Regions from separate parts of the Homo sapiens genome. Here region 2 is linked to region 1. Evidence: chromatin contacts called from ENCODE Hi-C or POLR2A ChIA-PET data. All regions are on one chromosome and are shown on one strand. The core of a region is the stretch at or near the end of the contact, and the rest is flanking DNA. Distances in the headings are between cores, read along the strand shown.

Region 1 (2,773 bases), core at 160-2,659:
GCTTAGCTGTAGTTTCTAGAATGTCTTGAGGAGTTGGCTGGGCCTCCCTCTCTCTCCAGGTGCCTTTCCAGCAGAGTAGCTACACTTCTTTATAACCAAGAAGGTAGAATCAGACGTTTTCAATCCTCTTAAGGCCTAGGCTCAGTACTGGCAGAATCACTTGTAGCACATCCTATTGGTCAAAGCAACCAACATGACCAGCCAGATTCAACAGGAGGTAAAACAGAGTCTATCTCTTGAGGAGAGAAACCGTATGCTCATCATGCAAGGACGGACAGAACTACGTGGCAGCCATCTTTGCAGAAAATCCACCACAGTGGTGCCCATAGGTGGGGATCAGAGTTCAACTGTCCCTTGCCCCCTAGAATTAGATAAAAAGAGTCTAATGAACTGTTAGCATAATGCTAAGTGCTGCAGCACACAAAATGCTCGGCAAGTGCTGATGATTATTATTAATCATTATTATTCTTTTAATAGCTTTTTTAAAACAGTCTAAGATAGCACTGGTACTGTATTCAGTTTAAAGTGATATACATGGGTCAAATGAACTTTGAGTTCTTTCCCAACCTTAATACCATGATTCTTTGAGTCTCTTTTTCACAGATTTGGAAACTGAGGCTTAGGAAGATTGCGTGACTTGTCTGGAGTCACACACTAAGCTAGTGCATGACGTCCACATTCAGAGATATCTCCCTCCACTGAATATGCTGGTTTTCACTCGTTCATTTAAAAAATAATGTATTGGGCATCTACCACAAGCCCAAAGGAGTATACATAAACATATACTGACAATTATTTATTGAATACATCCTATGTAATACTGTGTCACTGAATCCTCATCACAAGCCTATGATGAACCAACCCCCTTCCCATTTCACAGATGGGAATGAGGAAGAGCAAGGTAAAAAACGAACAAACAAAAAAACAGGGTCCACCCTCATGGGGATTACAGTCTACTAAAGAGGATATAGGATAGTCAAACAAATACTTAAAATCAAACAAATACTTAAATATATAATTACAAATTATTCTTGGAGTCGTACTGCTCTTGGAGCCCCAGTGCCCACCCTTTCCCTCAAATCAAGGTCTCAGGTAACCCTGGCAATGGGTCTTCCTGCCAGTAGTAAAGATGGCGCTGAGAGCACGAGCGCACTTTCGCACACCCCCATTACCCACAATGCAGCGGGAATAAGGGAGGCTCAGTTTCTGCCAGGAGCTAATATGGCTTCCTTAGTTACACCGTTCTCTCTCTTCACCTAATCAGCGACCTTACTTTCCCAGACCAGACTGTCGAGCAGGAGCTAAGACTCCTTTTCCCCTCTGCTGACCGCCACTACAGGAGCGGTTGAAGCCAGACGACCACCTTGTGGAGTTAAACTCCGTAACCAGGGAGCACCACTTCCGCTGACGTCATTACGGCGACACGTGGATCCAAGATGGCGACGGCGATGGTGAGTGAAGGAGACTCCGGGAGCGGGAGCTGGAGCGGGGCCCTCCGGGGTATCCCAGGATCTTCCAGCACCCCATGCCTGGCCCTGAGCCACCTCCGGGACCCCTGACTCAGGCCTGAGGGCTACCTCTGACTGGGCTTGTCTTCCCCGAAATCCACCTCCCTGGCCCTGCCCCTGCACTCAGGCTTGTGAAGGCCCCGAGTTTTGGGGGAGGCGCCGTTTCGGAGGAAGACCTCGGCTGCTGCCTTCGCCGGTTCCCATTCTACTTTTGGTCTCCGCCCACTGTGAGCCCCATTTTCCATTTCTCACCTCCCTGTCCTGACCCCTCTGAAGACCCCCTCCCGTTATTCTCATCCTTGCTCCTCCCCGTCACGTCCAGACCCTGCTCTCCCCGCCTCCCCACCATCATAACCAGTCCGCAGATGTGACCTCTCCTCTGACCACCCTCCCAGCCCAAGCGCTGCCTCAGATCCTTTTCAGAGCCCTGTCCTCACTTACACTCATAGCTGTCCCCATCGCGCACCCCCTTGACTGCCGCTACCCCAGAGCTTGCCTTCACCTACCCCACCCCCATCTTTCATCCCTAGAGGCTTCCCTGCCCTTCCTGTCTTCTCTCAGTCAACTCCCTGCCCCTCTCTTAGGGACCTTTTACCCTGTTGGTTCTCAAACTTTACTGTGCATAAGAATCTCGAGGTGTGTAGGGGGAGGCATGCTAAAAATGCAGTTTCCTGAGCAGCCCCACTCCCAGAGATTCTAATTCCATAGGGCTAGGTGATGCCCAGGAATCTGCCCTTTTATAAGCACTCTAGTGATTATATAGTGGAGGTGGTCTGTGAACTACGTTTTGAAAAACACTAATAGCCCCACCTCACTGCTCTCCTTCCCATTCCCCAACATGGCCACACAGCTCGTTAGGGATGAAGGCTCTTTATTATGAAGCTATATGTTGGGATGAAGTCTGTGTGTGGATGAGGGTGGAGGTAAAATAGCCATGCTTGGAAGTTGGGTCAGAGCTTGCGGGCTCCTGGTGCAGAACCTTGGAAGTAAATCTTTGAAGGACTGGCCCTTTTTCTAAAAGTTTAGTTCAAATTCTGCTTGTCAAGAGACCAGAACTAAAATTGAAGTCACTTAGTCCAGAATGATTTCCTGGGTCTTCCTGCATACTGCCTCCTCAGCAGATAATTTCGTCCGGGGAGTGAATGACAAGGAAGACTCAGAGAAAAGGAAATGACATTTGACTTTAGCAAAGGAAGATTCTGGCTTAAATAATTTGGTGTTGGTTTTCTCCAAACAGGGATATATTATTGACTGGTAGCAATTTT
Region 2 (2,773 bases), core at 144-2,643, 5.9 Mb after region 1:
AACTCACTTGATAAATCAGGAACTGGGGCCAAAAAGATGGCTAAGTTGCAGCCCCTTCCCTCAAGTCTTAGTAATGTGATCTTGGGTAGGTCACTTAACCTCTCTGAGCCTGTTTCCTACGCTGTCCAAAGGGGGATAATATAATACCTCACAGCTTTGTTGTGAGGATTAAATGAGTTACTGTGTGGGAATTGTGTCTAGCACATAGTAACCTCTCACTGCGTTAGCTATGATTATGATTCCAGTCTGGAGGAAGGGTAAAAGCATGTAAGCAAAGAACTGCAATACAGTGCAATAAGAGCAAAAGCAGGCATCAACTAGAAGAACGTCTCCTAAACTAGAGTCTGCCCACAACTAGGAAGTTATACCACGATCAGGAAATTTTAAAACCCTCTTATGTCTATAACTTAACTCCCTACCATCACCCCCGTGGCAGTAAGAAAAACAAAATTTCTCTGCTGCTTTGATACCTGGGATTTAAAACTTAAAAAAAAAATAGGGTCAAGGTTTAGAGTCTCAGATAGTGTTTTGTTTTGTTTCAGAGAAGAGTCTCGCTCCATCGCCCAGGCTGGAGTGCAGTGGCACGATCATAGCTCACTGTAACCTCTAACTCCTGGGCTCAAGGTATCCTCTCGCGTAGCTGGAACTGCAGGTGAGCGTCACCATGCCTGGCTAATTTTCGCTGTTACCCAGGCTGGTCTTGAACTCCAGTCCTCAAGCTATCCTCTCGCCTCGGCCTCCCAAAGGGTTGGGATTACAAGCAAGAGACGTTGCGCCAGGCCTCAAATAGTGTGTCTCAACATGAGGTCAACAGACACATTGGGAAGGCTAAGTTAGTTCCCTCCACCTTTTCCCTAAAGTTAACACCTCACTTAAGTTCGAAAAAGTCAACTGGACCCGCAGACGGCAAAAGCAGCACGTAATAATACCCTGAGTGAGAACCCACTTAAGAGCCGAGAGCCCAAATGTGTGTTTCATGACGGCGCTGTTACAGACTAAAAGGTCAAAACAGGACATTAAAGGGTGCTCCGGGGGGCTGAGTAGGAGCTCACCAGGTGAGAAAGGGGATGTCACTTTCGGACAGAGAACGAGCGCCAGGGCGTGGAGGCGTGAAAAGGGCACGTGGGTGGCTTGGAAGAACCAAAACTAAGTGTTTTGGGGGACAGCCAGAGAGCCGAACACATATGGAGGAAAGATGCGGCCTGGGGCCCGCCAGATTAGAAAGGAAATCCCCCTCCCATATCCAGATCATGATCTCTCAGACTCAATGTCCCCTCAGGATACCCCTCTACAGGGTCCCAGCTGCTGGGCTCCCTCTGGTTCCCGCCACTCTTCCCTTACCTCGTCTTCCAGCCTTTCTCTCACTCTCCCGCCTCCTCTGCCTCGCCGGAAGTGACGCGCTAAGTAGCGCGCCGTATCGCGCCAGAAAGGTTCCGAGGGAGCGGGAAAAAGGGTTCCGGCGAGATCCACTGCGCCGGTGTGCAGGCTCGAGCGGTCAAAGCTCTTTCCGGGGGCCCGGGGAACTACTCTCCTTGCCTCGCTCTGTCTCCTTCGAAGTGCTCTGCGCGAGGTTCAGAGCGGCCGCCGCCTCCAAAGGGACGGTTTTCTAGAGCTCCGACGCCTCTCGGTGCCCCTCTGCTCCGGCCCTTGCCCTTTGACCTCGCTCTCGCGGCAGGGTGAGAGGTCGGGTGGCCATCTTGTGGCGGCGGCGCGGGCGGCTGTTACTGCGGAGACCCATCCCCTCCCCCTTCTCGCACCCCTGGCAGTCTGTCAGTCGGTAAAAAGTCCCGCAGCCTGTCAGGTGAGGCCCCGGCCTCGTGCCGTCGCTCTTCCCGCCGCACTGGGCGGCCCAGGCCGCTCCCTGCCGGGCCTCACTGCCGCCACCATGTCCTCCTTCTCTGAGTCGGCGCTGGAGAAGAAGCTCTCGGAGCTGAGCAACTCTCAGCAGAGCGTGCAGACCCTGTCCCTTTGGCTCATCCACCACCGCAAGCACGCGGGACCCATCGTCTCCGTGTGGCACCGCGAGCTCCGCAAAGGTAAACACCAAATCCCCACCCCCTGGACGGTCCCCGGATTGTCCTCTCGCCCACATACAACCTAGGCCCCTCTAAGCCTCTTCATTGAGCCTTGCTTTCCAGGCCTGATCGAGCTTCTGAGATGGGAGACAAAGTTAGCCCCATTTCTCGAAGAAGGAAACTGAGGCCCGGGAAGGTTTAAGGTACTTGCCTGAGGGTCCACGGACTGGGACTCAGGTGTCCAGACTTCTAGTTCATCAAGCCATTTTCCCTTCAGTTTCCCCCTGACATTTGTGGCTGTTATTATCTCGGCTGCATTCACTGCCGTACTGGCCCTAGCATGTCGGGCCCAGTGCTGGGTATTTGGAGTAAAAGCCAGTGGGCTCCGGAGTCAGACTCTGCAGATCGAGTCCTGGCTCAGCTATTTGCCAGCTGAATAATACTGGGAGAGTTTCTTCATCTCCCTGTGTCTCCGTTTTCTCATCTGTAAGAGGGAGGCAAGGATAGCTACCCCTTACAAAGCCTTTACTTCATACCAGTCACTATACTAAGACCTTTGTGTGTATCCTCGCACTCAGTCCTTAGAACAGCCCTGTGAAGTAGGTAGTCTCTCCCATCTTAGGTTAAGGGGCCACCCAGACCTTACCTCTCCTCTCCTCTCCTCTCTCATGCAGTTGTCATTGATTTCAGGCCCTGCTCAGGTTCTGACAGACAATTCATTGAACTCATTCTGTTATGTGCCAGGCACTGGCTTGGAC

The links. Hi-C counts contacts between places; a loop is a spot of excess contacts on that map. ChIA-PET counts read pairs that join two places held with the same protein, here RNA polymerase II (POLR2A). Pooled maps may share reads with other maps.
Region 2: a map of CD8-positive, alpha-beta T cell shows a loop between it and region 1 (18-fold over the local background). The contact joins the promoter of TTI1 here to the promoter of TM9SF4 in region 1. A Hi-C loop is called at or near these places in 1 of 168 maps with a recorded cell type or tissue (CD8-positive, alpha-beta T cell) and 5 of 50 pooled maps. POLR2A ChIA-PET finds 5 or more read pairs at or near these places in 1 of 52 experiments (Caco-2).

The regions. Positions count from the first base shown.
Region 1 is chr20:32,108,305-32,111,077 of GRCh38, forward strand. It overlaps TM9SF4 (transmembrane 9 superfamily member 4), which reads left to right and starts at 1,410. Exons shown (of 18, transcript NM_014742.4): 1 at 1,410-1,451. The coding sequence starts at 1,437. RefSeq lists enhancers at 727-1,926, 929-1,673, 1,331-1,510, 1,674-2,416.
Region 2 is chr20:38,032,063-38,034,835 of GRCh38, forward strand. TTI1 (TELO2 interacting protein 1) reads right to left here and starts at 1,394. Exons shown (of 8, transcript NM_001303457.2): 1 at 1,342-1,394. RPRD1B (regulation of nuclear pre-mRNA domain containing 1B) reads left to right here and starts at 1,684. Exons shown (of 7, transcript NM_021215.4): 1 at 1,684-2,036. The coding sequence starts at 1,886. LOC124904898 (a long non-coding RNA gene) reads left to right here and starts at 2,044. Exons shown (of 2, transcript XR_007067579.1): 1 at 2,044-2,773. RefSeq lists enhancers at 1,125-1,720, 1,251-1,520, 1,721-2,316.